Regions from separate parts of the Homo sapiens genome. Here region 2 is linked to region 1. The links are chromatin loops, found by intact Hi-C in ENCODE. Cell type or tissue: mammary epithelial cell. All regions are shown on one strand. Links, peaks and the distances in the headings refer to the core of each region. The heading gives the core; the rest is flanking DNA. Region 1 has its middle 24 kb from the start of GSAP. Region 2 overlaps PTPN12 (protein tyrosine phosphatase non-receptor type 12).

The links. Hi-C counts contacts between places; a loop is a spot of excess contacts. Peaks named below come from ENCODE experiments on the same cell type or tissue, not always from the same donor. Only the 100,000 strongest peaks of a DNase experiment are listed, where the experiment ranks them.
Region 2: a loop joins it to region 1, with 8 times the contacts of the local background. A loop is called at or near these places in 5 of 110 quality-filtered maps.

The regions. Positions count from the first base shown.
Region 1 is chr7:77,434,666-77,446,450 of GRCh38, forward strand. No RefSeq gene overlaps it. Among named protein-coding and RNA genes, the nearest start is that of GSAP, 24 kb to the left of the region's middle. In mammary epithelial cell, for the core only: a CTCF peak has its summit at 5,072 (motif pointing right); DNase peaks (open chromatin) are centred at 5,076 and 8,186; H3K27ac peaks cover 1,274 bases.
Region 2 is chr7:77,575,173-77,586,957 of GRCh38, forward strand. PTPN12 (protein tyrosine phosphatase non-receptor type 12) reads left to right here. Exons shown (of 18, transcript NM_002835.4): 3 at 6,255-6,331; 4 at 8,383-8,478; 5 at 10,371-10,409. Among named protein-coding and RNA genes, the nearest start is that of PTPN12, 44 kb to the left of the region's middle. In mammary epithelial cell, for the core only: no CTCF peak of the experiment used is centred there; no DNase peak of the experiment used is centred there; H3K27ac peaks cover 472 bases.

The DNA of each region.
Region 1 (11,785 bases), core at 1,443-9,442:
TACATATGGGATAACCTTTGCCCAGGAACCTAGTTCTTCTTCCCAGGGGAGGAGAAAAGGGGAAGGAAGAATTGAATTTGACTTGGTGCTTAGTCACAAGAGAAAAAGTTCCCATCTGGAAATGAATATCACAAATTGTCAAATGTATATTTTCCTATTCCCAGCTGGAAACCATGCTTGTGGTTTTATACAGAACTCCCTTGTGCTCAAAGTTACATTCATGCACTCCTGACTTTTCTAACTATAAAAATGTCAAAGTCTGCTACAGTTTCATCCTGACAATTGCTGGGAAGGAAAAGTAGCGGGTATTCTGAAAAGATACAGCAAGAGGTCCAATTTAGATTAGAGAACAGGAAGGGATTGGGGCAAGAGAGACAAACTTTCTCAGCCTGATAGCAGCTAACCAGTCACAGCGCCCACAGGCAGCTGGGATCCACCAGAAATGCTGGTTTCTCTGACTTCCAGTTGTTATCATTAGTGTCCAAAATTAACCAGCAAAATTAAATGAAATCTGATAATAATATGCATGAACATTTCCTTTAATGTTTCAAGCTGGCTTGTAACTACACCATGGGCATGAAAGCAGCAAAATCCAGACTGCAAGGAAAGCTACAGCTCAAAAATCTGTTTTCCTCAACAAATAAATTACAAGGAGAATACAGAGAGAGAAGTAACATGTAGATCAAGGAGAAATCATCACAATGTGTGGCACTGGAGGCTGATTTTCTTTAAAGTAACTTTAAAAGTTGGTGTTTTTAAAACAATGGGAAAATTGAATACTGATGGCCTATTTGATGATTGTATGGAATTTGCATTACAATTTTGGGTATGATAATTAATCTCGTGGTTTTTTCTGAAAGTTTTTTAATCTTCTAGACAAATATGCTTCAACGACAAGGCACGGTGCCTCACGCCTGTAATCCTAGCACTTTGAGAGGCTAAGGTGGGCGGATCGCTTGAGCTCAGAGTTCGAGACCAGCCTGGCCGACATGGTGAAACCCCGTCTCTACTAAAAATACAAAATTAGCCGGGTGTGGTGGCGGGCGCCTGTAGTCCCAGCTACTCAGGAGGCTGAGGCAGGAGAATGGCGTGAACCCGGGAGGCGGAGCTTGCAGTGAGCCGAGATCCCGCCACTGCACTCGGGCAACAGAGCCAGACTCTGTCTCAAAACAAACAAACAAACAAACAACAACAACAACAAAAAACAAATATTAGGCCGGGTGCGGTGGCTCACGCCTGTAATCCTAGCACTTTGGGAGGCCAAGGTGGGCGGATTGCCTGAGCACAGGAGTTTGAGACCAGCCTGGGCAACAACGGGGAAACCCTATCTCTCCTAAAATACAAAAAATTAGCCAGGCCTGGCGGCGTGCGCCCGGAGTCCCAGCTACTTGGGAGGCTGAGGCAGGAGAATCACTTCAAACCAGGAGACGGAGGTTGCAGTGAGCCAAGATCACGCCACTACACTGCAGCCTGGGCGACAGAGCGAGACTCCGTCTCAAAAAAAAAAAAAAAAAAAAAAAAAAAATTACAAATGTTAGCCTTCACTGTGGCGGGCGCCTGTAATCCCAGCTACTCAGCAGGCTGAAGCAAGAGAATCGCTTGAACCTGGGAGGCGGAGGTTGCCCTGAGCGGAGATCGGCCGAGATCACACCACTGCACTCCAGCCTGGGCGACAGAGCAAGACTCTGTCTCAAAAAAAAAAAAAAAAAAAAGAGAGAGAGAGAATATGCTTCAAATATGTAAACAGGAAATGCTATGATGTCTGTAAGTTGCATCAACATAATACCAATGACAGAGTGGATGAGGGGATGGACAGGAGAGGATTGGCCTCAGGTTGATGGATATTGGGGCTGAGTGGTGGCTACATAGGAATTAATTGTGCTATTCTATCTACTTTTCTGTGTATTTAAAATCCACCACAATTAAAAATTAAAAAACGAAAAAAACAAAAATAAAATCTGCCTTGTAATTCTCCTCTTCATACATGACTATGTGAACAGACAAGTACCACCAGGCACAGTGTGTCAGTGGAAAATAGTTGTCATTTTTCTTTATGACTGTGTATTAATATATACACACATATGCATTTAGTCTTACATACACTTACTGCCTGTCATCAGTCCAGTGTCATTCAACGGACCTAGGTTCCTGGGTTCCACTTTGCTGCTTCCATATTTGTGTGTCTTCAAGCATGTAGTTCATGTTTCTCACTTTGAACTCCAAATGGTGACGTTGTTGCTTTTAGGGTGGTATTGGGAGAACTGGTGATGGAACATTTAAAATAGTTTAGCATTATGCAGTATAATAGAAGGATGTTAGGGACTAGGGCTGGTTTAAGATCTGTTATTAGTCCTGGCTCAGCCATTGGTCGGTCATGTGAAGGTGCAAGTTGGACAGCTCCTTTAACTTGGTTAGTTCTCAGTTTCTTCACCTGTAAATAAAGTGCTGAGCCTGCTCTCCAAGGTGCTTTAGGCTCCAGTACTCCATGATTCATTAAATTTTATTACAGAATATTATAAAAGCTTATCATATAAAATATATTGCTTTTTTGCTCATAAAGGAGAGCATGGTATATACATATATATAGATAGATAGATAGCCTGAACAGCATAAGTTAAATATATTCTTTTTTTGTTTTTGTTTTGGTAGAAAGTGATTCTTAGTCTTCTATAAATAAAGAAAACAGAATAAATAATATTTAGCAGCAAATGACAATAAAAGTTAAGTTCATATCACACTGTAAGCTAATCAGGGTTATGACTAGGGTTTCAAGACTGTGAAATTATATGGGAACATAGAAATTAAATTACTCTTATTAATATCCATAAACACTAGAAAAAGTTCAAGGAAACATTTTTTAAAATAAACTAACAACATAATGGTTAAAACTGAAAGAAATGATGATAGCAGCATTAACAATATTAATAATTGTGGTAGCAAATTTTTATTTCACTCTTGCTGTAATATAGTAAGCACTATTTTAAGCAGTTTGCATACATTCAACTTGTTTAATTTTCATAACGATCTTAGGAGTGGTTATTATTATTTTCCTCATCTCTAAAGTGACGACCCTTGCCCAAAGTTATAGAGTCGGTTTACCTGCAGGGTGTTCTGTGAGTATCAGATAATATTTGTGAAATAGTGTATATGAAAATGCTTTGTAAGCTGGACATGGTGGCATGTGCCTGTAGTCCCAGCTTCTTGGGAGGCTAAGGCAGGAGGATCACTTGAGGCCAGGAGTTTGAGGCCGTCATGAGCTATGATCGAATCTGTGAATGGCCACTGCAATCCAGCCTAGGCAACATAGCAAGACCATGTCCCTTAAAAAAAAAAATGCTTTGTAAAGTGTTAAATGCCAAAGTGTTAATTATCATTATTAGAATTAGAGGGAAGTTTAAATGTTTTAAATATGTTTAATAATGTAAGAAGAAAAAATAAAATATTTTTAAAACATTGGAAAATCTCATTGCAAAAAGAGACAAGACATGCCTAATGAAATAATAGACTAGGCAATGATCATCAATGGCAGCCAAGGCAACTAGGCGAAAAGCCAAAGGCAAATTTTATAATGAATGCATCTGGTAAAAACTCTTAAACCCACTAATAAATGTTAACATCAAAAAGAGAGATAACCAGACATTATGCCTTCTGGTGGAGATACACAACCCCACCCTTTGATGAAAAACCAAAACCTGAATCTGATCAAGATCCTAGACCTATCTCTAGTTTGCAGGAAATACTGGGGACAGAAGTACATGAAACTGTTGCACAAACCAGAAGAATAGAATCAGCCAAATCCAGAGAATGAGAATCATTATAGGACAAATGTCCTTGTTTCTTCAACAAATAAATTCCAAGGGGGAAAAAAGGAGCAGAGAAAAGACTTGTTGTTTTAAAAATATTTAAGAGGAATGTCTAAAATGTATTGTGTGTATCCCTTGTTTGTATCTTTTCATTTTTAAGTTCTTAATGGTGTTTTCTGAGTATTGTAAACCACTTTATTGGGGGTATGATTGGCATATGAAATGCTGTACATAATTAACGTATATACCTTGATGAGCCTGGAGATAAGTACACATCTGTGAAACCATCACCACAACCTATGCCATACATATATCCATCACCTCCAAAAGTTTCCTCCTGCCTTCTTTATTTATTTATTTAGAGTGTGTGAGAGTGTGTGTGTGTGTGATAAAAACACGTAGACTTGTTTGGATCTTGATTTGAACAAACCAATTGTTTAAAAAACTATGGGAAATTTAAGTACTAACTGGATTATTTAGAGATACTAAGGAATTATTGTTATTTTAAAATGAGATATAGCATTGTGGGGTATTTTTGGACAAGGCCTTACCTTGTCCAAAGGTCTGGTGTTACAGACATATTTACATATGAAATAATATATTTGTGTTTAGCTTCAAGAAATTTAGTGTGGGAGGGAAGTGAGTATATAGATTTTAAAAGACTGGGCATGGGCCAATTATTGTTAAAGCTAGGTAATATGTACATGAGATTTCATTATAATACCCTGTCCATTTTCATATATATGTTAATTTTTCTATAATAAAAAGACAAGAATATAAAGACAAACAAGATGAAATGGTTAAAAATAGTCCATAGAAGCAGAAAATAATATTATTATTTTGAAATTGAAGATACTGCAGCTAAATTTCACTTTCTGTAGGTGAAGTGAGAAATTGCATTGCAAAGTACTGTTTTAAAAAAGACAGAACCATTAGGGATTTGTCAACTTTGTTTCCCTTTCTGTGTTTAATTTAGGAATTAAGAATTTTTTTAAAAAGTCTACATAAATCTATTATTTAACAAAGACATTTCCTGAGCACACACTAAATGCCAGACTCTTGTCTTACTGTATATATTTGAGGAATTTTAGTTACAGTGTGAAATCCAGCTGGAGATGCCAAGACAACACCCACAAAGCAATTAGAAATCAGAACAGGACAACATTGTAACAAAGCTAGCTACTCCCCAGATTTGTGCTTCTCTTCCATAGAGAAGAGTAGTTCCAGGGATATAGACACCCAGCCAGGGGGTACATTTCCCAGCACAAGGTGGAGCCCTGTGCCTAGTTCTCACCAGCGGAAGTGTTATGACGTGCCACTTCTGGACGGAGGTGGCAAAGAAGCAGATAGACTGTCCCTTCTTTCCAACATTCAGCAAATACCAATGCCTGAGGCAACTCTGGGAGCTTTGTGTTGAAGATGGCAAAGCCTCCATCACCCTGAGTCTCTAAACGGCTGCAAAAAGCACAGCGCTCCTTTTCCCCATCCCTGCCCCCAAAGCATCATGAATTATACACTCTCACCTATGATCAGCAAGTATAACTTCTACGGTGTTGGGCCACTGAGATTTTGGAGTTTTATCTCTTATAGAGGTTAGTTCATGTATCAATTGCTAAGTGGGATGTTACAGTGTATATTTGGAGATTAAGAAATCACTGTAATCACAAAATGTTTCAGGGGGAAGGTGGAGCTTGAGCCGGAATTTTTTTTTTTTTTTTTTTTTTTTTTTGAGACAGGGTCTTGCTCTGTCACCCAGGCTGGAGTGCAGTGGTGCAAACTTGGCTCAGCTCACTGCAGCCTCTGCCTTCCGGGTTCAAGCGATTCTCATGCCTCAGCCTCCTGAGTAGCTGGGACTACAGGCGTGCACCACCATGCTCAGCTAAGTTTTGTATTTTTAGTAGAGACTGGGTTTCGCCATGTTGCCCAGGCCGGTCTCAAACTTCAGACCTCAAGTGATCTGCCCACCTCAGCCTCCCAAAGTGCTGGGATTACAGGCATGAGCTGGCACCCCTGGCCTTGAGCTGGATTTTGAACAATGAGTTGAAAGTGACTAAATGGAGAGGATGGGGAGTGAGTGGGTACCAGGATAAGGAACCAACATAAGAACCACAGCACTAATTCACATGCAGCTAGAGGAGAGTGAGACCATCTTGATGAGTAGATGCAGTTGGGGAACAAGGGAAATAAGGATGAAGAGGCAGGATGGAATCAGAGCATGGAGATCCTTGATAATTCAGGATCTGATTCAATGACGACCACTTCTGAATTAAAAGGATGAAGCTTCTGGAGTAAAAGGATGATTTATGAAAGGTCTGTATTAGCAAAATCAGTGAGACAAAATAAAGGAGATGGACCGGAGAGAAAAAAGATTAGGCTACATGACTAGCTAAGAGGATGTCGCAGCAATCCAGTTCTGATATAATTAGAGACCACATTGGCAAACTCAGTAGAAAGGAAGGGTGAATGTAATCATCATCCTAAAGAACAAATCCACAGGGATTGACAGCAGAGAAAAAAACATGAACTCAAACATTTATTAAACCAGAAGTATGTCTAGTTCTAACACTCAAAATTGTGAGTTCTATTATTTGGGGTATTATTTAATCTCATTGAGTTTGTGTCTTCTGTCAAATGAGAGGAAAGAACCAAATGACCCAAAAGTTCTTTTCACCTGTGAAAGTCTATGGCTGTAAAGTCATGAGTTTAAAAAAAAAAAAAAAAGTAAATGACATATTCAGTAGGAGGAGGCAAAGAAGGCGGAGTATACTAATGTATGACTGAAACATACTCTATTTGAACTGGAACTGGTCCTCTATACTGGATGTTTGAATTGTTACTAATCTTTTGTATTACAAACAATGTAGCAATGAATGATGGGAAAGTACTTTAACTTTCCTAGATTTTCAATTACACCTGGTTTTAAGAACTAAGTCCTGGGCTGTGCAAGGTGGCTCACACGTGTAATCCTAGCACTTTGGGAGACCAAGGCGGGAAGATTGCTTGAGCCCAGGAGTTAAGAGGCCAGCTTGGTTAATACAGTGAGACCCCATCTCTACAAAAAACACAAAAAATTGGCCAGGCATTATGGCATGTGCCTGTAGCCCCAGCTACCCGGCAGGCTGAGATGGAAGGATCACCTGACCCTGGGAGGTCGAGGCTGCAGTGAACTGTGATCTGTGGGTGACAGAGTGAGACCCTGTCTCAAAACAAAAATTAAAACTAAAACTAAAAACTAAACCCCGAATATGATAACTTGCCACAACAGTTACACTAGATGCAGTATTAATTCCCTCTTAGAGATGAAGATAACTAAAGATTATTTCCTAATTATAAAGATTTAAAAATGTGAAAGTATTTGGGGGAAAAAAATGAAGACTTCGCAAATATAAAGTATTAACATCAACTTTGTTATTACCATCAAGCACAGGTAACACTGGCTACTTTTTTCCCTAGATAACTATGTATAAAGTAGCATTAAAATGTGTTTTGGGGTGGGCACAGTGGCTCATTCCTATAATCCCAGCACTTTTGGAGGCCGAGGCAAGTGGATCGCTTGAGCCCATGAGTTTGAGACCAGCCTGTACAACATATCAAAACTCTGTCTCCACCGAAAAAAAAAAAAAAAAAAAGCACAAATTAGGCGAGCATGGTGGCATGCACCTGTAGTCCCAGCTACTCAGAAGGCTGAAGTGGGAGGATCGCTTGACCCCAGGAGGTTGAGGCTGCAGTGGGCTGAGATCACACCACTGCACTTCAGCCTGGGTGACAGCAAGACCCTGTCTCAAAAAAAAAAAAAAAAAACTTTAGTTTTCTGTTTTACAATTACTCTTAGGCTTGTTTCATTTTGTATTACTTTATAAACAGACCCCTAGATGAAACTGTTAGTAAACTAAGAAAGTGAGCACTATTTTCCATCCTGAAAATAACAACTAATAAGGGCAAATAGAAAGTATAGTCTCTGACACTCAATAGTTTTCTGGTACTCCACCATTGCCTTGCTATGTATCAAAGAAAGATACCACCTAGCCAGTATGTATTTCACAAACTTATAAGGATCTTTACACAAGCTATATAGACAGTGCTAGACATGGGTTCGATTATACTACAGAATGAAGACCAAGATGGATGAAATCAAAGAAGAAATTGATTCACAAACATATATCGGACAAGAGACTGGTATCTAGGGTATATAAATAACTTCTATAACTCAATAACAAAAACATAAAGCATCCACTAAAAAGTGGGCAAATATTTTGAACAGACACTTCACAAAGAATGGTCGATAAGCATATGAAAAGTGCTGAACATCATTAGTCATCAGGAAATGCCAGTTAATACCACAATGAGACACCATTATGCATCCACCAAAACAGTGAAAATTCAAAAGACTGACAGCCCCAAATGTTGGCAAGAATGTGAAGCAACCAGAACATTCAGACATTGCTGGCAGAAGTATAAAGTGGCATACTCATTTTGGAGACAGGCCTGGTAGCTTCTCATAATATGAAGCACACACATATTCTATGACCCGGCAATTTCACTCCTAAATATTCAAAAGAAATAAAAACATAATGTCCTCAAAAACACTTGTATGGAAATGCTCTCAGAAGCTTTATTCATCATTGCCGAAATCCAGAAACCATTCAGGTGTTCACCAATAGGAAGATGGATAAACCAACTGTGGTGTAATCAGGTAACAGAATATTACTCAACAACAAAAAGGAACTATTGATGCACACAAAAACATGGATGAATTGCAAAAACATTATGCTGAATGAACAGTCTTACCCATAAAAGCGCATACTTTATGACTCAATTTATATGAAGTTCTAGAACAGGCACAGCTAATCTATCATGGGAAAAAATTAGAACACTGTTTGCCTGGGGCTAGGGGAGGGTAAGAGAGGATTGACTGCAAAGGGTCAGGGGAAACTTTCTGGGGTGATAGTAACATTCTGTCTTGAGAGGGCATTAGGATACACAGGTGTATACATTTATCAAAACTTGGCCAGGCACAGTGGCTCATGCCTATAATCTTAGCACTTTGGGAGGCCGAGGTGGGAGGATCACTTGAGCCCAGGAGTTTGAGACCAGCCTGGGCAACATAGTGAGACCTCTACTCTACAAAAAATAAAAAATTAGCCAGAGGTGATGGCACATGCCTTCAGTCCCAGCTACTCAGGAGGCTGAGCTGGGAAGGATCACTTGAGCCCAGAAGGTTGAGGCTGCAGTGAGCTGTGATCGTGCCACTGCACTCCGGCCTGGGAAACAGAGTGAAACCCCATCTCAAAAAAAAAAAAAAACAACCAGCTCTGTGACTGGTAAGCTTAATATTTATACAGATCATATTACTTGAAGAGAAAAAAGAGCAATACAAAAATCTAGTTAAAGGCCAGGCACGGTGGCTCACACCTATAATCCCAGCACTTTGGGAGGCTGAGGCGGGCAGATTGCTTGAGGTCAGGAGTTCAAGACCAGCCTGGCCACATGGTGAAACCTTGTCTGTACTAAAATACAGAAATTTGCCGGGAGTGGTGGCACGCACCTGTAATCCCAGCTACTAGGGAGGCTGAGGCAGGAGAAAATTCCTGTTCTGATCAGGAAATTGTTAGCCATGTAAGCCTTTCCAAGCCTAATAGGCTTCTCTAGGTCTGGGAGGGACTTGAAAGCAAAATTTAATTTGATTTGAAGTGACCTCATGGAGAGAGAGCTGCAATGAATAATTGTTCTTATGATGCCCAACTAACACTGGGCTCTTTAAAAATATGCCTGCATTTGTGAGTATCCACTTCTGTGCCTGTTGTTGAGGTCTTTGAGAGGCAGCATTCCAATGGAGTTAGGGCTGTGCAGCTGCCACTGTGACTAAACAGCAGAGAACACTCCAACGTACAAGGGAGCAATTTCAGGGTCACTCCCCCTCCTCCAAGCAGAATCTTTCCCATTCCCACCCCCCCAGCCAATCTGAAGTACACATAAACACAAACACATTTGTACACTGGGAGCTCCTGCTGTGTGCTGAGATCTCAGTGTGTGCTGAAAGATCTCCTTCCATACTGCAAGTGAAAGCTGTCCCTTCTCCCAGCTACTGAAGGCTACCCCTTACGCTGAGCACAACTTTACAGCAGTATTTCTCTCTCCTCATACAAAAAGTCCGATAACCAAAAATACATTGAAAGAGAAGAAACTAAAAATCGCCTTTTTATCTTAAACTCACAAAAACGCTATTTCTGTCTTAAACTCACAAAACTATCTAAGGTTTCTATCTTAAACTCACAAAAACAAAAGCCTCAAAAATTATGTGGAGGCTGAAAACTAGGAATCCTGACCTGGAAACTGAGGTCTAACGTTGCCAATATTTGGATGGAGGTGAGCTTGCACAAGATCTAAAAATTGTTACATTTAGCAGGTGCAGGCCTGAACCAACAATGACAGTTTTTTCTATGGAGAAATATAATCTGACTGTCAAATAACCAGTTTGCAAATTTTGGAATACAACTCATTTGTGAACACTCTAATTCGATAAATTGTAATGTTAAAATTACAGGATAGATTATCATTTATATTTCAAACCAGTGTCCATTTTGCTGTATGATATTTGGTAATCTAATCATTAAATGTTTGTTGAGCATTTACTATGTGTCAAGCACTATGCTAGGCACTAGGTACAGGGAAGTAAACAAAATGGACATGATCTCTAATGTTATAGGATTTATTATCTAATCTAGATAAAAATAAGCACCAAATTAATACATAATTAGAAATTATGACAACTGATAATGAAGGGAAAGGGTCAACAAGAGAGACTCCTAAAATCATAGCAGGCTTTTCTGAGGAGACATTTAGCTGAGAAATTAAGAGTAAGTGAGAATTAACCTCAGGAAGGGTAAGGGAAAAGACGTTCCTGACAAAGGAACGTTTCCCAAAGCCTTGGACTGGGAAAGCATGTCGTTCCTTCAAGAGTTGAAAGGCCCGGCACGGTGGCTCATGCCTGTAATCCCAGCACTTTAGGAGGCCAAGGCGGGCGGATCACCTGAGGTCGGGAGTCCAAGACCAGCCTGACCAACATGGAGAAACCCTGTCTCTACCAAAAATACAAAAATTAGCTGGGCGTGGTAGCGCATGCCTGTGATCCCAGCTACTCGGGAGGCTGAGGCACGAGAATCTCTTGAACCCAGGAGGTGGAGGTGCACTGAGCGGAGATCGCGCCATTGCACTCCAGCCTGGGCAACAAGAGCGAAACTTCATCTCAAAAAAAAAAAAAAAAAAAAAAAAGAGTTGAAAGAAAGCCAATCTGAGCAAAGGGGAGAAGCCCAAGATGATGTTGGGGGAAAAGGCAGGAGCAGACTCTACAGAGCTTTGGAGAACGTGTTAAGGAAACTGTAGGTTCTAATAAATGCGATGGGGATCCCAAAAAGAGGGAGTGATGCCATTTACACTCTTAAAACCATCTTTCAAAAGGCCGGACGTGGAGAATGGATTAAATGGAAGCAAGAGTCATGTCTCTTTCTCTGTAAGCTCCCCATTCGGAAAAATGACAACTTCCAATTTACAACCATGTTAATGTAGCATACTTAAAGTTATTTCTTTTAAATAATTATAAAAACTTAACTTCCCGGCCAGGCGCAGTGGCTCACGCCTGTAATACCAACACTTTGGGAGGCCGAGGCTGGCGGATCATGAGGTCAGGAGATCGAGACCATCCTGGCGAATATGCGAAACCCCATCTCTACTAAAAATACAAAAAATTAGCTGGGCGTGGTGATGGGTGCCTGTAGTCCCAGCTACTTGGGAGGCTGAGGCAGGAGAATGGCATGAACCCGGGAGGCAGAGCTTGCAGTGAGCTGAGATAACACCACTGCACTCCAGCCTGGGTGACACAGTGAGACTCCATCTCAGAAAAAAAAAAAAAAGTTTAACATCCCACACATTTTTTGCTTACTAGGCAACTCTCTCCCAAGAAAATATACTACCACTAAATGAGT
Region 2 (11,785 bases), core at 1,296-9,295, 140 kb after region 1:
TGCTTATTTACTGTTAGATAACTATTTAATTCATTGCCCGGGCACAGTGGCTCATGCATGTAATCCCAGCACTTTAGGAGGCCAAGCTGGGCAGATTATTTGAGCTCAGGAGTTCAAGACCAGCCTGGGCAACATAGCAAAACTCAACACACACACGCACGCACGCACGCACACACACATACTCTCTCTTTCTCTCTCTCGTGTGTACACTTGTGGTCCCAGCTACTCAGTAGGCTGATGTGGGAGGATCACTTGAGACCAGGAGGTCAAGGCTGCAGTGAACTATGATTGCACCACTGCACTCCAGCCTGGGTAACAGAGCGAGACTGTCTCAAAAAATAAGATGGAGAAGAATTTAATTCACTAACTTCCTTTGCATGTTTTAACATGTGCAGTGCTTGCAGAAATAGAATTTTTAAAACAGGTTTGAGGTATAATTTACATACCCATGAAATTTATCCATTTTAATTGTGCAATTCAATGATTTTTTTAAAGTAAATTTATAGAGTTTTGCAACAATTAATACAATCTAGTTTTAGGACATTTCCATCACCCCTAAAAGATCTGAGTCTTCAGCCCTGGGCAGCTGTTAATCAGCTTTCTGTCTGTATAGATTTTCCTTTTCTGTGAATTTAATATAAATGTAATCATACAATATATAGTCTTTTGTGTCTAGCTCTTTTAACAGTTTTTTTTTGAGATGAAGTCTCATTCTGTTGCCCAGGCTGGAGTGCAGTGGCATGATCTCGGCTCACTGCGACCTCCGCCTCCCAGGTTCATGAGATTCTCCTGTCTCAGCCTCCTGAGTAGCTGGGATTATAGGCGCACATCACCATGCCTGGCTAATTTTTTGTGTTATTTTTAGTAGATACAGGGTTTCACTATGTTGGCCAGACTGGTCTCGAACTCCTGACCTCGTGATCCGCCTGCCTCGGCCTCCCAAAGTGCTGGGATTACAGGCTTGAGCCACTGTGCCCAGCCTCTTGTTAACACATTTTAAAGATTCATTCACGATGTAGCATGCATCGATAGTTCATTCCTTTTTGTTGTTGAATAATATTCCATTGTATGAATGATGAACATATTGAATAATGCTGCTATGAACATGTCATACAACTCTCTGTGTGGACCTATGGTTTTGTTTCTCTTGGTTGGATAGCTAGCAAAACCATGGAGAGGAATAATTGTTTTCATTTTTTTGATATTTAGATTATTTCTAAATATGCTTAATAAGAGCACCAATCTGGCAGGGCGAGGTGACTCATGTCTGTAATCCCAGGACTTTGGGAGGCCGAAGCGGGCAGATCACTTGAGATCAGATCAAGACCAGCCTGGCCAATACGGTGAAACCCCGCCTCTACTAAAAATACAAAAATTAGCTAGGCATGATGGCACGTGCCTGTAGTCCCAGCTACTTGAGAGGCTGAGGCACGAGAATCACTTGAACCTGGGAGGCAGAGGTTGCAGTGAGCCAAGATGGTGCCACTGCACTCCAACCTGGGTGACAGAGCCAGACACTGTCTCAAAAAAAAAAGAGCACCAATGAAGAATATTAAAACAGCCACCCAAGTTCTTTCTCGCTACTTCTAGTTCCCGGCGCTTTGCCGGGTGTTAATGGTGGCCCAAAATCATGGGTGCTGTGGCTTTCTCCCTAAGGTGTCACAGGAGCTAAGGGTGCCACTTAACAAACTGCAGAAGATGCAGGCAGGTGAAGGACACCCAGTCTGCTGTGGCAGTGGAATGTGGCAGAAAAGCCAGCTGGGAGGGCGGGGAGCAATCCTGGAAGGCCTGGCTGACCCCACAATTGAACAGGGTTTGGTGTGTCATTGCTTTTAGGCCTTTTCAGTGGACAGAACTGGGGTGGATATACACTCATTTATTTGAAATCATGCATTTGTTCCATACTCCAATTCCAGCCCACCCCTTCTTTGCTCTATGGTCAAGTGAGTGAGAACAGGCGGCTACATTTTCAGCCTTGTTGCTCACCGCTTCCTTCCAGTAGTCCCATGTTGCTTCATATCTCTTCAGTACATGTATTATTTAGACCCAGAGCCTTGGCTTTTAAATCAGGCAGCCCCAGTTTCAAATGTGTCACTGCCATCTCAGTTTTGTGATTTGGGCATACCTCTGTCTGTGCATAGCGATATTAACTTCTATCTCCATGGGTGTGTGGTGAGGATAAAATTATGTGCTTAGAGGAAACGTTCATTCCATGGTAGCTATTTTTTATTAATTCTATACTTTTGAACCTATTATGCTACCTATAATGCCCTATTTTTTTTTTCTTTTTAATCATTGGCAAACTTCTCATTCCCTGAGACCCAGCTTGTCACACCTCTGAAGACTGCTGATATCCTCAAGATGTTCCTTACTCCCTTTCCTTGCTACTACTTTACTATGGATATATGAACAACATTATTGTGCTTATTACATGCAATAAATATTTATTGGATGAATGATACTAAAATTCACATTTAAAATGCCAAAATCAAAATACACATGATATGCTGTATAAGTAGCATAATGTTGATTTTTAAATCTAATGTGCTGTGGGTACATAGTAGAAAGCAGTGACTACCAAATTTGCCTGTGTTTTAGAATTTAAATGGGGAGTTTTAAAAAGGGTATTTCTGTGCCCCATTTTTAATTTACTGAATTGAACTTACTACAAGATGTAGTACTCCAGAAATCTTGGATTTTAATTTGCTTTCCCCAGCTGTTGAATGATTGGGGATAGATGAAATAAGATTGGCAAAATGTTGATAATGAAGCTGGGTAATGGATATACAAAGATTCATTATACTGTTCTATTTTGGTGTATGCTTAAAATTTTCCATCTTAGAAAATTTTTTAAAAAAAGAAATTACCAGCCTGCATGTAGCCAGCCTGGCACCAGTCCTAACTATCATTTGGGAGCCACTATTCTCATTTGGATTTACAGTCACCAGAAACTTTACTGAGGACCCAGTGGTAAACCAGCTATTGTATTCTGCCTTTGAGATACTTTGAATAGAGGCTAATATGTCATATGAATAAGGGTAATTAACTGAGACCCCTTATTACTGGCAAACATGGTAAGAGGAAGCTTCCTGTAGTTATTCAGCCATCATTATCCTAACCACTGAATATTCTATTCTCATTTTCCAGAGTCATAGCTTTTTTTTGTATGTGTATTTCCTATCCCAAATGGCATATAAAAAGGGGGATGGGACATGTAGGGTGGCGTGAAATAAATGACAGAGCATTGACAAACATATTTTAAACATTCTGTTTCTTAGAATACAGTGAGGAGATGAATAATTTTCACCAGAAGCAAGTATATCTTCCTTATATGTGTCTTCTACAAATTTCTAAAGAAGACTTTTTTAAAAGTAAATTTATCAATTAAATTAGCAGAACTGGGCCTTTAGTGCTATGTATAAAATTTGAGCCAATGAAAAATAAATTAGTTACTATTAGTTGTTCTTTAATACTTTGCTAAGAAGTTTATTCATGTCTGTTAACATTTCCGTATTTCCTTTTGTATTTTTACTGCCTTTGATACTCATTCATGGATTAGAAGGGATTATAATTTGATAATAATAATGGCATTTTACATGTTATATGTTATGGTCCCTTCTAATCCAGAAACAATGAATACTAGGCAATTCTACTTTAGGATTTCATAATCTGAAAGCGTCTAACCTCAAATACTTACTAACTATAAAAGGGAAAGGCAGTAACTTTCCCTTTTGGTAACCAAGCAATACCATATTAACCAAGTGACCAAGGTTAACATCACAAGTACTAAAGCATATGTATATCATGTATCCTCTGATGTGTTGTGCTGAGAAGGACACAATATCGTTCTGTGGTATTACCAAAAATTCATAACTTCGTTCCAGTCATTTAAAAAAAATCAATCAGAGAAACTTTTTTAGATTGAAGGAGACTAAGGAGAAATAAAAATTATTATTATTATTATCTTGAGATGGAGTCCCACTCTGTCACCCAGGCTGGAGTGCAGTGGCGCGATCTCGGCTTACCACAACCTCCGCTTCCTGGGTTCAAGTGATTCTCCTGCCTCAGCCTCCCGAGTAGCTGAGATTACAGGCATGCGCCACGATGCCCTGCCAATTTTTTTTGTATTTTTAGTAGAGATGGGGTTTCGCCATGTGGGCCAGGCTGGTCTCAAACTCTTAACCTCATGTGATCCGCCCACCTTGGCCTCCCAAAATGCTGGGATTACAGGGGTGAGCCACTATGCCTGGCCACTAAAAATTAAATTTAATATGAGATCCTCGAAAGAGAAAAAAGATTAGAAAACACTGACTTGTATAGTCTTGTTTAATTAATAGTTTTATAAGTGTTAATTTTGTGGTATTATTGATCATTGTCTTATGGTTATATAAGATGTTACTATTAGAGGAAGTTCAGTGAGAGGCATGGGAATTCTCTGTACTATTTTTACAGTTTTTCTATAAATCTAAAATTAGTTCTAAATAAAAAGTTTTAAACATCAGCACAAACTGGAAAAAACTATTTGCACTTCCTGTGACAGAGGGCTGATTTTTTCTTTTTACATAGATCTCATAAAAATCAGTAGGACAAAACAGACGTGGAAAAATGGGCAAAGGATATAAACAAGTGGTTTATGGAAAAAGAAGTACACAGAACCAATAAATAGATTAAAACATACAATCCTTTGCATAATTCAAGAAATGGAAATTAAAACAAGATATTTTTACTTTTTGGTTTGTCAGTGATGAAAAGTTTGGTAATACCCAGTCACCCTTATTACATAACCCTGTATAAATTGTTTCATACCTTTTAGAAGGCAAGTAGCAATTCCTCTGTTAGGAATTTACCCTACAGCAATGCTGGTAACAGCTATATATACATTAGTGTTCATTGTAGTAATGTTTTTAATAGGAAAAAAATGGCCCATCAGTAGAGTAGCTAAATAAAGAATGAAACATTCACATGATGGAATTCTCTGTTACACTAAAAAGAGTGAGATAGCCTAGTGCAAGCTGAGTGCAATGGTTCACACCTGTAATCCAAACACTTGGGAGCCTGAGCCAGGAAGATCTGTAGTCCAGGAGTTTTAGGTTCGAATGAGCTATGATTGCAGCACTGCACTTCAGCCTGAGTGACAGAGTGAGACCTTGTCTCTGTATTTTAAAATAATAGTAAAAATAATAAAGTAAATCTTTCTGTGCTTTGGGAAGAGTTCCAGGATATACTATAAACTGAAAAGTAATGATACAGAACAGCATGTATAGGATGCTTGCATTTGTGTAGTAGTTTTTCAAAGTATATAACTATATGTGTAATAAGTACACTTGGAATGGGAAAAGTAACTTTAATATAGTATCTTGATGGGAGAGAGCCCTGGAATTGAAGGGCAGGGGAGGCTTACTTTTCACTTTATACCTTTCTTTAAGGTCTAATTTTTAAAAATTATATACATATTCCTTTAAAAGAAATCAATAAAAACTTAAAAGAAAAATATACTTCATAAAATTTTTTAAAGATTTTTTTACTCTATTACCTAATAATAACTATTATTAGCCAAGAGCAGTGTTGAACACTTTTTATATATAATCTCAATTCATTAATTTGTTATAATTTGCTTTTTATAGTTTCTTGTGAAATATGAAAGTTACATTTTTTAAATAAGAATTTTAGCATATGGGCTTGTGTATCACTGGTTAGTATTCATCAGCCACTTGGTATGTTTGTTAAAAGCTGCAGAGGCTGAAACCCTAGACTCTGCTCTAGTAAATCAGAGATAATGTCCTGGAATTTGAATTTTAAAAGAGTTCCAGAGATGATTCTTATTGCAACTTTAATACACTGCTTTACGTCACTGGTGGTGGTGTTTTTTTGTTTTGTTTTGTTTTGTTTTGTTTTTTTGCTGTTGTTGTTTTGTTTTAAGACAGAATCTTCACTCTGTCGCCCAGGCTAGAGTGCAGTGGCGCAATCTTGGCTCACTGCAACCTCTGCCTCCCAGCCAGTTTCAAGTGGTTCTCCTGCCACAGCCTCCCGAGTAGCTGGGATTACAGGTGCCTGCCAGGTGGTGGTTGTCTGAAAATTTATTTCATTTCCTTTCAGTTTAATGTTAGAAATTACCCTGCTGGTACCTAGAGTCCATTTTCATCCATTGTTTTTTAAAATAAATGTTCTTAAGCTGTCTATTTAACCTTACTTACGCTTCATTAGAAAATACCTGTGTGTCAACCATACATATTTTATGAATTTTTTTCTCGTAGTTGATCACAGCCGAGTTAAATTGACATTAAAGACTCCTTCACAAGATTCAGACTATATCAATGCAAATTTTATAAAGGTATGTACTAACTTTAAATGGTGTTTCTCTGCCATATTAATGTCTTTCTACATACTAGTTTTGTAAAAACTTTTTGAATTGCTCAAACATGATACCAACAGCAAAAGAAATAAAAATAAAGCCACTGCCCTGGCACAATGTTTTTATATGCTTTCCTTCTAGCCTTCTTATTCATATAGATAAATAGTTTCTACTTAGTTTTGTGATAGCAGAGATAACATTTTCTTTTTTATTTCTTCTTTCCCATGGAAGTCTTACCTATTACTAAATTATTTTCTCAGTTATCCCTTTGGACACAAATGAACATCATCAATCCCCGTTGTTGACCCATATAGGTTGTTTCCAAATTTTTAAAATGATAATATTGCAGTAAACATCTTTGTTGTTTTGAATAATTTCTTAGGATAAATTACTAGGGGTGGGATTACTGGATAATACTGATTTAAAATTCTAGAACATAGCTTTAAATGTAAAACTTTTGGCAGTTGTCACTGTTTCAGGTGGCAACCCAAAATCCAAGATTAAATAGTCTCTTTTATAACCTTTGTTTGGATACCCTTTGATGAAAAGCAGTCAAGTTCTTTTTTTTTTTTTTTTTTTTTTTTTTTTGAGACGGAGTCTCGCTCTGTCTCCCAGTCTGGAGTGCAGTGGCGCTATCTCGGCTCACTGCAAGCTCTGCTTCCCGGGTTCACGCCATTCTCCTGCCTTGGTCTCGATCTCCTGACCTGTGATCCACCCGCCTCTGCCTCCCAAAGTGCTAGGATTATAGGCGTGAGCCACTGCGCCCAGCGTCAAGTTCTTTATGGTAGCAGTAGAGATAGATGCAAAGTGCTACTTGATTCAGTTTAAATAAAAGGCTTTTTTTCCATCAGCTAATCTGTGATTTTTAATCTTTCAAGTGATATGATAGTATAATTTTCATTTATTTTATATATGGTGTTTATACATATTTTCATGTTTTTGTTGATAAAAATGTTAACTGATAAAAGTTTATGCCAGGCCGGGCACGGTGGCTCATGTCCGTAATCCCAGCACTTTGGGAGACCTAGGCGGGTGGATCACCTGAGATCAGGAGTTCGAGACCAGCCTGGCCAACATGGGGAAACCCAGTCTCTACTAAAAATACAAAAATTAGCCGGTCATGGTGGTGCATGCCTGTAATACCAGCTTCTCGGGAGACTGAGGCAGGAGAATCGCCTGAACCCAGGAGGTGGAAGTTGCAGTAAGCCGAGATCGTGCCAATGCACTCCAGTCTGGGTGACAGAGCAAGACTCCGTCTCAAAAAAAAAAAAAAAAGTTTATGTGGTAAAATTATTATCTATGTCAATATTCAGCAGTCATGGTTTTAAATAAAAATTTCTTTTTTTAACAAAGTTAAAAACCAAAATGAATACATTAAATAAAAACTAATAAATTGATAGTTTGCTATTTCAGATGTTGTCAATGTTCATATTCTTTTTTTAAGGCTGTTTGTTAAAAGTTATAGTTTTTACTTATGCTTAATGACACTGATTCATTGTATGAGTCAGTTATGTACCAGTTTAGTATTTTAGTCAGTGACATTGTTTGGTTTATATTCTCATGTTCATTATTAAAAACCTGTATAGTAGATGCTTGATAAACTTTTGAGTTGAATAGATAATGGAAGGTAGCTATGGAAGAAACTAAGAAAGAGCTCTTCACTAGTTTTAGTATTGTTTTAGAATCAGAGCATGCTCTGTATTTCTGCCAGTTAGCTTTGTTGAGTAGGTATTAGGGCTTTTGTTATTAATGCCTAGATAAGTAATAATTTTTAATTAGCATAAGGCGGTTCTTAAATACCTATTCTGTGCACCATATCCAGTAAACACAAAGTAATAGCAGTCATCAAAAGCTTAAGTGAATTGAATATATTTTGCCATGCTTTAATATACTATGAAAGACACATTATTTGGAAATGGTTTAAGTTAAAACAACAATATTACTAATACAATTTGAAACCTTATATTTTGGGTAATGAAATATTTTTGGTAATCAAAATAAATGTGAAATTTGCTTTTAACCATTTTTAGGGCGTCTATGGGCCAAAAGCATATGTAGCAACTCAAGGACCTTTAGCAAATACAGTAATAGATTTTTGGAGGATGATATGGGAGTATAATGTTGTGGTAAGTAATTTACTTTTCACAATAAATTTTGAGAAATACTTATGTAATAACATAGGCTATTTTACTGAATAAGGAATGAGGGGATTTTTAAAAAATCCATAATTATGTTTACTTATTGCTGATGTTTACTAAAAAGATGGACCCATTTTTAGGATGTCTCATTAAATTTTTACAAACTAGGCTAAATATTTTAAGAAGGTGTGATAATAATTTAAATCTTGTCCTAAGTCAGTAAGTAATGATACAGCTATCAAACAACTTATAAAAAGCAGAAAAGGATTAGTGCTCTAATAGGTCAGTAAAATACTTGATAGTACAGTTATACTCATTTGAGTCCCTCTTCTCAGGAAAATATATATAAACACATAACTATAAATAGACTATAAATATGCAGTATAAGAGAATTTCATCTATCCCTGGAGTTCATTCAGTGCCCTCTTGTTCTTTTGGATGAAGGGAAATAATATGCCCTTAGATTTAGAAGCAGAGAAATTAGAATACTGCGAAGAGCTACCCTATACTGCTCTGTAGTATTCTTGAAACCTAACCATGTGCATTGATACTTTTCATTGTGTGGATGTGGAAAATCAGTAATGTGAAACTTTCATTTTTGTCTTACGGCTTTTTAATGGAATTGTAATGATTCTAAAGCATTGACATGCTCTGGTCTTTGAAAGATTAATAAAAGGGGGGAAATTTTCCAGTTATTTATATTTGCTGTACTTCACTTTAAAAACTAGATGTGCTTGGGGATTGAGAAAGAGCATGAAGAAACTTTCTGGATGATGGGAACATCCTGTATCTTGATAAGATTTGTGTTGCACAGATGTGTGTATTTGTCCAAACTCGGAGAATGTTCACTTTAGGATTTGTGCATTTCATTATATGTAAAATTTGCCTCAAGGGAAAAATACTGGAAACAATATAAAAATTATGTTCTAGATTGGCCGCGTGGGGTGGCTCATGCCTGTAATCCCAGCACTTTGGGAGGCCGAGGTGGGCAGATCACGAGGTCAGGAGATCGAGACCATCCTGGCTAACACGGTGAAACCCTGTCTCTACTAAAAATACAAAAAATTAGCTGGACGTGGTGGCGGGCGCCTGTAGTCCCAGCTACTCAGCAGGCTAAGGCAGGAGAATGGCGTGAACCCGGGAGGCAGCGCTTGCAGTGAGCTGAGATAGCGCCACTGCACTCCAGCCTGGGCGACAGAGCGAGACTCCGTCTCAAAAAAAAAAAAAAAAATTTATTGTGTTCTAGATAATAATATGCATGCTGAAGTATTTTGGGGAGAGTGTACTGATGTTCACAACTTACTTTGAAATGCATTTTTAAAATAAGATGGATTGATAGAGGGATAGCTATGTGATAAAACATGGTGAAATGTTAATGATAGAATATAGGTGATGGCTATACAATGTTTACTGTAAAATTCTCAACTATGCTGTGTGTTGGAAAGTTTACATTATAAAATGGGAAAAAGCAGGTGTGATCAACTTTTAAAATGGTGTTAAACGCATTCAATATTTAAATAATTATAAATATATTTTTAATTAATAGTGCTATTTATAATTAGGTAAATATCCTAAAAGTGATATTTTAATATAATTTCAGAAGTCACAAAGTAAATCTGTAAGATTTACATGATTTAATTCAAACCAAAAACATCATGTTAATTGGAACCAATTTAATTTGTTGCTGTATAGTTAGCCCTTGTTTGGAAAGTCTAATTTTGATAATTTCTTTAACTTACACATTTAATATTGAAACTACTTTTTTAGGCAAGCCAATTATACTTCTCGGTGCAAAATTCTTGAAATCTGTATTTTATTAAAAAGTAAAATTGTGTTTAACTGATACGTTCTTTATCTCACTCCCCACCATCACTTTTTAGATCATTGTAATGGCCTGCCGAGAATTTGAGATGGGAAGGGTATGTATAATCTATTCCTCTTACTATTTCATTTTTACGGATAAATATTCTTAGTCTTTTATTATTATAGTCTTAACATAAGCGGTTAATGTAGATACTTCTTTTATTTTGGGGTACTGCTGTTGCTTTTATTTCATACAAGGGACAAAATAATCTCTCAAGCATGTTGTTTTCTTTTATATTTTGTAAGTATGTTTTATCACACACAGGCATACCTCAGAGATATTATAGGTTCAGTTCCAGACCACCACAATAGCGCAATTCAAACAAATTTTTTGTTTTCTTAGTGCATATAAAAGTCATATTTATACTGTATTATAGTCTGTTAAATGTTCAGTAGCATTATACCTATAAAACACTTCATGCCTTATTTTATTTTTTTATTTTTTCTAGACAGAGTCTCGCTCTGTTGCCCAGGCTGGAGTGCAGTGGTACAATCTTGGCTCACTGCAACCTCCGCCTCCCAGGTTCAAGCGACTCTCCTGCCTTAGCCTTCTGAGTAGCTGGGATTATAGGCATGTGCCACCACAACTGGCTAATTTTTGTAGTTTTAGTAAAGATGGGGTTTCACCATGTTGGCCAGGCTGGTTTCGAACTCCTGACCTCAGGTGTTCTGCCCACCTCGGCCTCCCAAAGTGCTAGGATTATAGACGTGAGCCACTGCGCCTGGCCTTCCATGCCTTAATTTAAAAATAATTTATTGCTAAAAAATGTTAATGATCATCTGAGCCTTCAGCTAGTTGTAATCTTTATGCTGGTAAAGGGTTTTGTTGACGTTGATGGCTGCCGACTGATCAAGTTGGTATTTGCTAAAGGTTGGGGTAGCTGTGGCAATTTTTGATAAAATACAAGACAGGACCAGGAACGGTAGTTCACATTTGAATCCCAGCACTTTGGGAGGTGGAGGTGGGAGGATCACTTGAGCCCAGAAGGTTGAGGCTGCGGTGAGCTATGATTATGCTACTGTACTCCAGCCTGGGCAGAGGGAGACTCCACCTATAAAAACATAAAATAAGAAACAGTGAAGTTTGCCACATTGATTGTCTCTTCCTTTCATGAAAGATTGCTCTGTAGCATGCCATGCTGTTTGATAGCAACAGCAGTTGCTGTTCTACCCACAGTAGAACTACTTGGCAAATTGGAGTCAGTCCTTTCAAACCCTTCCACTGCTTTATCAACTAAGTTGATTTAATGTCCTAAATCCTTTGTTGTCATTTCAAGTGCTCACAGCATCTTCACCAAAAGTATATTCCATCTCAAGAAAGTAGATTCCATCTCAAGAAACCACTTTATTTTCTTATCCGTAAGAAGCAACTCCTCATCCATTCCAGGTTTTATCATGAGATTGTGGCAATTCATTTCCATCTTCAAGCTCC